Linked DNA regions of Homo sapiens: region 2 is linked to region 1. Evidence: read pairs that join two places in POLR2A ChIA-PET (ENCODE). Cell type or tissue: B cell. All regions are shown on one strand. Each heading gives the region's core, and the rest is flanking DNA. Links, peaks and the distances in the headings are about the cores only.

Evidence for each region. ChIA-PET counts read pairs that join two places held together with the same protein. Peaks named below come from ENCODE experiments on the same cell type or tissue, not always from the same donor. Only the 100,000 strongest peaks of a DNase experiment are listed, where the experiment ranks them.
Region 2: POLR2A ChIA-PET joins it to region 1 with 9 read pairs; 4 of 35 experiments call an interaction of 5 or more read pairs at or near these places.

The regions. Positions count from the first base shown.
Region 1 is chr3:113,656,306-113,662,553 of GRCh38, reverse strand. USF3 (upstream transcription factor family member 3) reads left to right here. Exons shown (of 7, transcript NM_001009899.4): 7 at 1,129-6,248. Among named protein-coding and RNA genes, the nearest start is that of USF3, 37 kb to the left of the region's middle. In B cell, for the core only: no CTCF peak of the experiment used is centred there; DNase peaks (open chromatin) are centred at 1,523 and 3,153; H3K4me3 peaks cover 2,488 bases; H3K27ac peaks cover 4,000 bases.
Region 2 is chr3:113,516,274-113,522,521 of GRCh38, reverse strand. No RefSeq gene overlaps it. Among named protein-coding and RNA genes, the nearest start is that of SPICE1-CFAP44, 4.2 kb to the right of the region's middle. RefSeq lists enhancers at 6,024-6,073, 6,134-6,183. In B cell, for the core only: no CTCF peak of the experiment used is centred there; no DNase peak of the experiment used is centred there.

The sequences.
Region 1 (6,248 bases), core at 1,154-5,153:
TAGTTTCAGCTCGTCTTTGTTGGAATGGAACTTTTCATTTCAGGCTCCCTCACAGGGTGTTAGCCTGGAGAATAGGATGCTTTGGAAAAGGAATGAGAATACTCTCCACTGTTTCAAGGCAGATGGGGATGTGTGGGGTCACAGAGCATATACCAGCAGCTAAGCCTGCCCCATTAGTGGTACTCATAGGTGAAGCTATCTACCTTAGAAAGGAGGGCTGTGACAATGCCCTCACTGCTCAGTAGCATACCTGCATTGTCCCTACCAAGCAAAGTGCAGGTTCCATTGTCGATGCTTTCTTTGGTGCACTTTGGTGCCACTTTGCTTCTTATGTGTTCTATTCCTTTTTGTCTCAATTGTTTCAAAGGATAAAATAGAAACTAAATTGATTTATAAAAGAGACTGTCGGCTGGGCATGGTGGCTCATGCCTGTAATCCCAGCACTTTGGGAGGCCAAGGCAGGCAGATCACTTGAGGTCAGGAGTTCAAGACCAGCCTGGCCAACATGGCGAAACCCTGAATCTACTAAAAATATGAAAATTAGCTGGGAGTGTTGGTGCGCACCTGTAATCTCAGCTACTCGGGAGGCTGAGGCAGGACAATTGCTTGAACCTGGGAGGTGGAGGTTGCAGTGAGCCGAGATTGCACCACTGCACTCCGGCCTGGGTCACAGAGCAAGACTCTGTCTCAAAAGAATAAAATAAAAAATAAAGAGACTGCCTGTTACTATCACAGGTAATGTTGGCTGCTGCAGCATTTAAATGGCATATTGATATTCAATGTTATCTTGCTAGCATGTTGCCATGATATCAGTATGTCTTCCCTTACTTCACCTATGTAGCTGCCCTACTGGAAATTTTTGAATTGGGAATTTTGAGGTTTCTACATTATGAGTAATTTTTCAGTTGACCTTTAAAAATTTATACTTTTTAAAGGAGGGCATAGGGATTTAAGATATCATTCTAAAAAGAAAAAAGAAGTTGTATTAGAAAAGAGCTGAAGAGTCTCGGTTGAAGTACTTAGAATGCTAGAATTAGAATTCAGTAGTTTAGTATACAGTTCTTTATCAAGTTATTGTAAATACTGACATTCTCAGGTATTTATAAATTTTTGTTTTTAATATTATAGCTGAAGAAATAAAAAAGCTACGGAAACAACTGGAAGAAATCCAAAAAGAAAATGGCCGATATATTGAATTACTGAAAGCTAATGACATATGCTTATATGATGACCCGACAATTCACTGGAAAGGAAATCTTAAAAACTCAAAGGTCTCTGTTGTTATTCCTAGTGACCAGGTTCAAAAAAAAATTATTGTTTATTCCAACGGGAATCAGCCTGGTGGAAACAGCCAGGGAACAGCTGTTCAGGGGATAACTTTTAATGTTAGTCATAATTTACAAAAGCAGACCGCCAATGTGGTGCCAGTACAGAGGACTTGCAATCTTGTGACTCCTGTATCTATTTCTGGAGTTTACCCTTCTGAAAACAAGCCATGGCATCAGACCACAGTTCCTGCATTGGCTACCAACCAGCCTGTTCCTCTTTGTCTTCCTGCTGCCATTTCTGCTCAGAGTATTCTCGAGCTTCCCACCTCTGAAAGCGAATCAAATGTGCTTGGTGCCACTAGTGGCTCACTGATTGCTGTTTCAATTGAATCTGAGCCTCACCAACATCATTCTTTGCACACATGCCTAAATGATCAAAATTCTTCTGAAAATAAGAATGGACAAGAGAACCCCAAAGTATTGAAGAAAATGACCCCTTGTGTTACAAACATCCCCCACAGCTCCTCAGCAACTGCCACTAAAGTGCACCATGGAAACAAGTCCTGCCTGAGCATACAGGACTTCAGAGGTGATTTTCAAAACACTTTTGTTGTTTCAGTTACCACCACAGTCTGCTCGCAGCCTCCCAGAACTGCAGGTGATTCTTCTCCAATGAGCATTAGTAAGAGTGCAGACTTGACAAGTACAGCTACAGTGGTGGCATCATCTGCCCCTGGAGTAGGGAAGGCCACCATTCCTATAAGCACTCTTTCGGGAAACCCTTTGGACAATGGTTGGACTCTTTCTTGTTCTTTGCCTTCTTCAAGTGTTAGTACTTCAGATTTGAAAAACATTAATAGCCTTACACGAATCTCTTCAGCTGGAAACACACAGACAACGTGGACTACTTTGCAACTGGCAGGAAACACTATTCAGCCCTTAAGCCAGACACCATCTTCTGCTGTGACTCCAGTATTAAATGAGTCTGGTACTAGCCCCACCACAAGCAACCACAGTAGATATGTGGCTACAGACATCAACTTGAATAATTCCTTTCCAGCAGATGGGCAGCCAGTTGAGCAAGTAGTTGTAACATTGCCTTCTTGTCCATCTTTACCTATGCAGCCACTAATTGCCCAGCCACAAGTTAAATCTCAGCCTCCCAAAAATATCCTTCCACTGAATTCAGCAATGCAAGTGATTCAGATGGCTCAGCCAGTTGGGTCAGCTGTTAATTCAGCTCCAACTAATCAAAATGTTATAATTCTTCAGCCACCTAGCACCACCCCATGCCCAACAGTGATGAGGGCAGAAGTTTCCAACCAAACAGTAGGTCAACAGATAGTAATCATACAGGCTGCTAATCAGAATCCTTTGCCACTCCTCCCTGCTCCACCTCCTGGTTCTGTTCGACTCCCCATCAATGGAGCCAATACTGTAATAGGGTCTAATAATTCAGTGCAAAATGTTCCAACACCACAGACTTTTGGAGGAAAGCATCTTGTCCACATATTACCAAGACCTTCATCTTTATCAGCGTCTAACTCAACACAAACTTTTTCTGTTACCATGTCAAACCAACAGCCTCAAACCATTTCTTTAAATGGACAGCTCTTTGCTTTGCAGCCTGTGATGTCTTCATCAGGAACTACAAATCAAACCCCTATGCAAATTATTCAACCCACCACCAGCGAAGATCCAAATACCAATGTTGCCCTGAATACATTTGGTGCTTTGGCCAGCCTCAATCAAAGCATATCACAGATGGCTGGGCAAAGCTGTGTACAATTGTCTATTAGCCAGCCTGCCAATTCTCAAACTGCTGCAAATAGTCAAACCACTACAGCTAACTGTGTTTCATTAACAACAACTGCAGCACCTCCTGTGACAACAGATAGTTCAGCCACACTAGCTAGTACTTATAATCTAGTGAGTACTTCCTCAATGAACACTGTTGCTTGTTTGCCTAACATGAAATCTAAAAGGTTGAATAAGAAGCCAGGTGGCAGGAAACACTTAGCAGCAAACAAGTCAGCGTGTCCCCTGAATTCAGTCAGAGATGTGAGCAAGTTAGACTGCCCCAACACTGAAGGCTCAGCAGAGCCACCCTGTAATGATGGACTGCTAGAAAGCTTCCCTGCTGTGTTACCATCTGTCTCTGTGTCTCAGGCAAATAGTGTGAGTGTTTCTGCTTCACATTCTTTGGGTGTTCTAAGCTCTGAATCATTAATACCTGAGTCTGTATCGAAATCTAAGTCAGCAGAAAAGTCCAGCCCACCCTCCCAAGAATCTGTAACAAGTGAACATTTTGCAATGGCCGCAGCAAAATCCAAAGATTCTACCCCTAATCTACAACAAGAGACATCTCAGGATAAACCACCAAGTAGTTTAGCATTATCAGATGCTGCCAAACCCTGCGCTTCAGCCAATGTATTGATTCCATCTCCAAGTGATCCTCACATTTTGGTTTCTCAGGTTCCTGGTTTGTCATCTACAACAAGCACTACAAGTACTGACTGTGTTTCTGAGGTAGAAATCATTGCTGAACCTTGCAGAGTTGAGCAAGATTCATCAGATACAATGCAAACCACAGGTCTCTTAAAGGGGCAAGGTTTAACTACATTGCTATCTGATCTTGCTAAAAAAAAAAACCCTCAGAAATCATCTCTTTCTGATCAGATGGATCATCCTGACTTTTCTTCAGAAAATCCTAAAATAGTTGATTCAAGTGTGAATTTACATCCCAAACAGGAACTATTACTGATGAACAATGATGATAGAGATCCTCCACAGCATCATTCCTGCCTCCCTGATCAAGAGGTTATTAATGGTTCTTTGATCAACGGTAGACAGGCCGACTCTCCCATGTCAACCAGCTCTGGCAGTAGTCGTAGTTTCTCAGTTGCATCCATGCTTCCTGAAACAACAAGAGAAGATGTGACCAGCAATGCAACAACTAATACATGTGACAGCTGTACCTTTGTAGAGCAAACTGATATAGTAGCTCTTGCAGCAAGAGCTATTTTTGACCAGGAGAACCTTGAGAAGGGGAGAGTTGGCCTCCAGGCTGATATAAGGGAAGTTGCTTCAAAGCCTTCTGAAGCATCATTGTTAGAGGGAGACCCACCCTTCAAATCACAGATACCTAAAGAGAGTGGCACAGGACAGGCAGAAGCAACACCAAATGAATTTAATTCTCAGGGTTCAATTGAAGCAACTATGGAGAGGCCCCTTGAGAAACCAAGTTGTTCTCTAGGAATTAAAACATCAAATGCATCTTTACAGGATTCAACTTCTCAGCCACCAAGCATCACCAGTTTAAGTGTGAATAATCTTATCCATCAGAGCAGCATCAGCCATCCTCTGGCCAGCTGTGCGGGTTTATCCCCAACTTCAGAGCAAACAACTGTGCCTGCAACGGTTAATCTGACCGTTTCATCTAGCTCCTATGGCAGTCAACCTCCTGGACCATCTCTGATGACTGAATATTCCCAAGAACAGCTAAATACTATGACTAGTACCATACCAAATTCACAGATTCAAGAGCCACTCTTAAAGCCAAGCCATGAAAGCCGTAAGGATTCTGCTAAGCGTGCTGTCCAAGATGACCTTTTACTGTCTTCAGCTAAACGTCAAAAGCACTGTCAGCCAGCCCCCCTCAGGCTTGAAAGTATGTCCCTGATGAGCAGAACTCCAGACACCATTTCTGACCAAACTCAAATGATGGTCAGTCAGATCCCTCCTAATTCTTCAAACTCAGTTGTGCCTGTTAGCAACCCAGCTCATGGAGATGGCCTTACACGATTATTTCCACCTAGTAACAACTTTGTGACTCCTGCATTGAGGCAAACTGAAGTTCAGTGTGGTTCTCAGCCTTCAGTTGCTGAACAGCAGCAAACCCAGGCAAGTCAGCATCTACAGGCCCTGCAGCAGCATGTTCCAGCTCAAGGTGTATCTCACCTTCATAGTAACCATCTCTACATAAAGCAGCAGCAGCAGCAGCAGCAGCAGCAGCAGCAGCAACAGCAACAACAACAAGCAGGGCAGTTAAGAGAGAGGCATCACTTATATCAAATGCAGCATCATGTACCTCATGCAGAGAGCTCTGTCCACTCTCAGCCCCATAATGTCCACCAACAGAGGACTCTGCAACAGGAAGTTCAGATGCAGAAAAAGAGGAATCTTGTTCAGGGCACCCAGACCTCTCAGCTTTCCTTACAACCAAAGCACCATGGAACTGACCAATCCCGATCCAAGACTGGCCAGCCACATCCCCACCATCAGCAGATGCAGCAACAAATGCAGCAACACTTTGGAAGCTCCCAGACAGAGAAGAGCTGTGAAAACCCTTCAACTAGTCGGAACCATCATAACCATCCCCAGAACCATCTCAATCAAGATATTATGCACCAACAGCAGGATGTTGGAAGCAGACAGCAAGGTTCAGGGGTTTCATCTGAACATGTATCTGGCCATAATCCAATGCAGAGGCTTTTGACATCAAGAGGCTTAGAGCAGCAAATGGTGTCCCAACCAAGTATTGTGACTAGATCTTCAGACATGACCTGTACTCCACACAGGCCAGAGAGAAATAGAGTTTCAAGTTATTCTGCTGAGGCACTCATTGGAAAGACATCTTCTAATTCAGAGCAGAGAATGGGGATATCAATTCAGGGTTCCAGAGTTTCAGATCAGCTTGAAATGAGAAGCTATCTTGATGTTCCCAGAAATAAGAGTTTGGCTATTCATAATATGCAGGGTCGTGTGGACCATACTGTGGCCTCAGATATCCGCCTTTCTGATTGTCAGACGTTTAAACCAAGTGGAGCTAGTCAACAGCCCCAGAGTAATTTTGAAGTACAATCTTCAAGAAACAATGAAATAGGTAACCCTGTATCATCATTGCGGAGTATGCAGTCCCAGGCTTTTCGAATTAGTCAAAACACTGGCCCCCCACCAATTGACCGTCAAAAGAGATTA
Region 2 (6,248 bases), core at 1,338-5,337, 140 kb after region 1:
AATATTCAAAGGACAATCAAAGAACAGTTGGACAAACCTCTGCAGCAGTTAGCCCAGAATGGTCAGGATTTGGTCATGACTGCCAGTTTCTCTACTTTTTTTTCCCCCCAGAGCCAACCAGAGATTCATATGATTTTATCCCAGTTTAGGCATCTTAAATTATAGTTGTACTCAAGATGGGTTTTCCCAATATTAAAGAAAACCCAACAATATAGTAAAACTACACACACACACACACACACATACACACACACAGACACACAGAGGAAATAAATGAAGATCACTCAAATGAGAATAAACAAAGGCCATTTATTCAGAGTCTGATATACATAGTAAGGGATTTAGCATTTGGCAGAGACTCAAAGACAGGAAAGGGAGTGGGAAAGGTTTATAGTGAAATAAAGGGCAACTTTCAGGAATGCTCTGATTAAGGGTATGGGGAATCTGGATGTGGATTACCTAGTAGCAGGACATCTTATTCTTTGGGGAGCATATTTGGATCATATTTGGAGCAACAAGAAAAAGCCAAATAAATAGCTTTCTAGAGGTATAACTGACATCCAATTTTATATATTTAAAGCATACCATTTAATGAGTTTTGACACACACATCCCTGCACAAAGTCACATGCAAGTCACCTATGTTATATACACACATACAGCTGTGGAACCATCACCACAGTCAACAAAATAAATATCCATCACCCTCCAAAGTTTTCTCACTCTTTTAAGTCTATCTTTCCTGCCCCTCCCTGTTCCCTTTCCATTCTTAAGGAACTGCTCACATGCCTTCGGTCTACATTAGTTTTCATTTTCTGGAGTTTTATGTAAATGTAATCACACAGTATGTACTCTTTGAAAATGTGGCTTCTTTCACTCAGCATAGTTATTTTGAGATTCATTCATGTTGTTGTGTGTATCAATAGTTTATTAGTTTTTGTTTCTGTGTAGTGTTCTATTGTATGGATATACAATAATCTATTCTAATTTTTTTCATTCATCTGTTGATGGATATTTGTTTTCTTACCCCAGTGTTTTGCTATTACAAATAAACCTGCTATAGACATTCGTGCATAAGACTTTGTAAGAACCTATGTTTTTTTTTTTTTCTCTTTAGTAAAGATCCAGAAGTGGAATGACTGGATCATACGGTAGTGTGTTTTAACTGTATAAGAAACTGCCAAATTATTTTCCCAAGTTGTGAACCATTTTACATTCCCACCAGCAATGAGAGCTCCAAGTCCTCCTCATCCTCAATGACACTTGGTATGGTCAGTCTTTTAATTTTTAGACACACCAGTAGGAGTGTAGTGGTATCTCACCGCGGTGTTAAGTTGTATTTCTCTAATGACTAATGATGTTGAGCACATTTTCAGATGCTTATTTGATATCAGCATATCTTCCTTAGTGAGGTGCCTGCCCAAATTTTTTGCCCAGTTTTAAAAAACTGGCTTGTTTTCTTATTATTGAGTTTTGAGAGTTTAAAACACATTTCTGATATGTCTTTTAACCAGATATATACTTTGCAAAGATTTTCTCCCAGTCTGTGGCTTTTTTGATCACTTAGAAGGTGATTTAAAGAGAAGTTTTTAATTTTTATTAAATCCAATTTATGGATTTATTATTTTATGAATTGTGCTTTTGGCATCATGTCTAAAATCTTTACCTAACCCACAGATTTTCTCCAGTGTTTTCTTCTAGGAGTCTATGGTTTTAGATTTTACATTTAGGTCAATGGCATGTTTTTAGTTAATTTTTTGCATATGGTGTAGGATATAGATCCATTATTTTGCATATTTATATACAATTATTTCAGAAATATTTATCAAATGGTCTTCCCTTTCTCCACTGTATTATGCCTGCACCTTTGAGGAGAATCAGTTGTCCATATATGCATGAGTTTATTTCTGGACTCTATCCTGTTTCACTGATATATTTGTGTATTTTTCTATTAATATTATGCTATTTTGATTACCGTAGCTTTATAATAAGTGTTGAAATTAGGTAGTTGTAGTAACATAATTTTGCTCTTTTTCAGAGTTGTTTGTCTATTCTAGGTCCTTTGCATTTTCATATGAATTTCAGAATCAACTTATCAATTTCTACAAAAAACTTTTTGGGGTTTTGATTGGGATTACTTGAATATATGAGATCAGTTTGAAGTAAGTGACATCTAACAATATGGAGTCTTCCAACCCACGAATGAGGTATGCCTTTACATATTTAGGTCTTTTAAAATATCTTTCAGCAATACTTTGCAGTTTTTAATGTACAGGGCTTTCATATCTTTTGTTAGATTTATGTCTAAATATTTAATTTTTTGATGTCATAAAATGCATTTAAGATTTTCTATTTCTAATAGTTCATTGTTAATATATGGAATTACACTCAATATATACTTTTTTTTTTTTTTGAGAAAGGGTCTCGCTCTGTCGCCCAGGCTGAAGTGCAGTGGCACGATCTTGGCTCACTGTAACCTCCGCCTCCCGGATTCAAACAATTCTCCTGCCTCAGCCTCCCGAGTAGCTGGAACTACAGGAATGCACCACCACGCCTGGCTTATTTTTGTATTTTTAGTAGAGACGGGGTTTCACCGTGTTGGCCAGGCTGGTCTCGAACTCTTGACCTCAAGTCATTTGCCTGCCTCAGCCTACCAAAGTGCTGGGATTACAGGCATAAGCCACCGAGCCCGGCCTACACTCAATATTTGTATGTTGATCTTGTATCCTGCAACTTTGCTAAATTCACTTATTAATTTTAATGGCATTTTTCTTTTCACATATTCTTTTTTTTTTTTTTTTTTTTTGAGACAAGGTCTTGCTATGTTGCTCAGTCTGGTCTCGAACTCCTGGCCTCAAGCAGTCCTCCTGCCCCAATCTCCGAAAGTGCTGGGATTACAGGTGTGAGCCACCACGCCTGGCCTCTTTTTACAGATTTTATTGAATTTTTTTACATAGACATTCACTCCACTGGGAATAAAGATATTTTTCCTATTCAATCTGAATGCTTTTTATTTATTTTTCCTGTCTGATGGCACTAACTAGAAACTCCAGTACAATGTTGAATAGATGTGGTGAGACTAGACATCCTTGTCTTTTTCTGATCTAAGGAGGAAAGCATCCAGTCTTTCACCATTATGCATCGCGTTAGATGTAGGTCTTTTGTAGATATACTTAATCAGGTCGAGGAAGTTCCTCGCTATTTCTAGTTATCTGAGAGGTTTCTATTAAGACTGGATATTGGACTCCTTCTTTCACAAAACATTAGGACACAAACACAATTTAACCAAGTTCTTACCACTTAAAAACCAGGTTTGCGTATTGTCCAGTTTCCAATATTTTATTCCTTATTTCCACCTGAGACCTCATCAGAATTTCGTTCACTGCCAACACTTTGATCATGACCACTTAAGACAGAGGCTTTTTTTTTTTTTACAGCTCTTCTCTCCTTCTGAGCCCACACTATCGCATCCCTTTATAGTCCAGCCTTTCTCCATTATCCAGTTCCAAAGCTGTTTCCACATTTTTAGGTAATCGTTACAGCAGCACCCCATTTCTCAGTACCAACTTCTGTTTTAGTCCATTTGGGTTACCATAATGAAATACCTTCAAATGGGTAACTTATAAACAACAGAAATTTGTTTCTCATGGTTCTGGAGCCTGGGGAATCCAAGATCAAGGCACTAACAAATTTAGTGTCTGGTTTCTGTGTCCTCATATGGTGGAAGAGGTGAATCCTGTGTCTTCACATAGCAGAAGGGCAAAACGGGCAAAAGGGACAAACAGGCTTCCTAAAAGACTCTTTTTTAAGGGCACAAATCCCATTCATGATGAGCAGAGCCTTCATAATCTAATCACCTCCTTCCTGAAAGCCCCACCTTTTAATACTATCACATTGGCAAATTGTCACATAGAAAGTTTGTGGGGACACATTCAGACCATAGCAATGGCTTGTTTAGAAGTGTATTTTATTCCCCAAATTTTGAGGGATTTTCCAAGAATCAGTCTGTTATTGATTTCTAATTTAATTACATTGTGGTCAGAGAATGTATCTTGCATGACTTCAATCCTTTTGAATTTGTTAACATTTGTTTATGGTCCAGATTATTGTCCATCTTCTAAACTTTCTGTATATGCTTAAGAACCATGTGTATTCTGCCAATTATTGGAGTGTTTAATAAATGTCAATCAGGTCAAGATGGTTGATAGTGTTGCTCAAGTCTCTTATAACCTTGTTGATTTTCTGCTTATTTGCATTATAAATTATTCAGAAAGGGGCATTGAAATATTTGACTATTGTGGATCTTTCAATTTCGCATTGCAGTACTATCAGTTTCTGCTTCATATATTTTTAAGTCCTGTTATTAGATGCAAAAATGTTTAGGATTGTTATGACCTTTTGATTAAATGGTTCTTTTATTATTATTAAATGATCTTCTTTATCTCTGGTTATATTCTCTGCTCTGAACTCTACTTTGTTTAAAATTGATAAAGTCACTCCACTTTATTTTCACTAGTGTTAGCATGATATATCTTTTTTCCATCCTTGTATTTTAAACTTATTTGTGTCTTTATATTTAATGTTTCCCTTCTTATAAGCAGCAATTTAAAAAATTCAAGATTTTAAACAATCTCTGACAATCTGACAATCTCTGCCTTTTATTCAGTGTGTTTAGACAATTTACATTTAATATGATTTATGAGTCTATCATCTTGCAATTTCTTTCCTACTTCTCTCTTTTCTTTGTTTTTTCTTGTTTTATACTTTTAGATTAATCAAGTATTTGTTTCGTTATCCTTTACATGACTTTTGTAAGCTTTTAACAATAACTTTTATTATTTAGTGGCGGCTTTAGGGTTTATAGTATACATCTTTATTTTATCATAGTCTACCTTTAAGTGGTATCAGGAATAGTATAAGGGTCAGGCGCGGTGACTCACACCTGTAATCCCAGCACTTTGGGAGGCCAAGGCGGGCAGATCACCTGAGGTCAGGAATTCAAGACTAGCCTGACCAACATGGAGAAACCCCGTCTCTATTAAAAATACAAAAATTAGCTGAGTATGGTGGTGTGTTCCTGTAGTCCCAGTTACTCCGGAGGCTAAGGCAGGAGAATTGTTTGAACCTGGGAGGTGGAGGTTGCAGTGAGCCGAGATCGTGCCACTGCACTCCAGCCTGGGTGACAGAGTGAGACTTTGTCTTAAAAAAAAAAAAAAAAGGAATAGTATAAGGATTCTAGGTTGATAGCTTTTTTTCTTTGAATATGTTTGAACTGTTATTCTGTCTTCTTGCTTGTTTTGATTCTAATGAGAAACTGATGTAATCCTTAGTTTTGTTCTGCTGTATACGACATGTATTTTTTTCCTTGGATGCTTTTAAGATTCTTTTATCACTCGTTCTGAGCAATTTGATTATGAAGTATTTTGATTAGCTTTCTTCATATTTCTTATGCTGAGCTTCTGAAGGCAGGTCTGTGGGTAAAGATAGTGACAGAAGGATTAAAATAATGATGGGAGCTTAGGGAAGTTCTCTTTTGAATAATTCAGTGTAATCAATGCAGTAGGAAGCAAGGTCATTGTGTGAGAATGAGGATAGGAGACAAGGCATTGGGTATGAATGAAGGTATAAAACTAATATGTAGGAAAATCAATGAACAGGGACCTGTAATGAGATGTTCAAGCATCTTTAAGGTCCTACTTAACATCAGTAATCATGAATTTAAAGTCAGCATGATTGGGTGTTTTTTTTCAGATTCAGCTGCATGGGTGCAAGCACTTAGTAAGTGTAAAGTAGGGATGGCTAATATGGTCATTTTGCCAAGTGATTACAGCAATTTAGAGAGGGGCAGGGAGTTGAGGATGCAAGCAAGTGGATGATTGTTGATTATTAAATATATCTACATCAAACTTCCTCAATCAGAGTGAAAACTATTAAAGGCAGTACCTTTCCTCTAGAAGGTTTTGGGCATGTATTTGCAGACCACACATGGGTGTATTGTAACAGCAGAAAGCAAGGGGCTAGAGGAAATTGTCTTACCAGAGCAAATAAACTCTGTTTTTGAATCAAGTGCTTTGTAAAGTTCTTAACGTGGTCCACGCAGCTCTGACTGTCGTGGATCCAGCCTATCAGGGCGCCTCCCCTTCACAGCAAGTTCCCACTGTTCTCTAAACTTCAGACACACTGGACCTCTTCCTGTCCCTTGCATTTTCCACATCTTTGCACATGCAGCTCCCTCTGCAGGAATGCTTT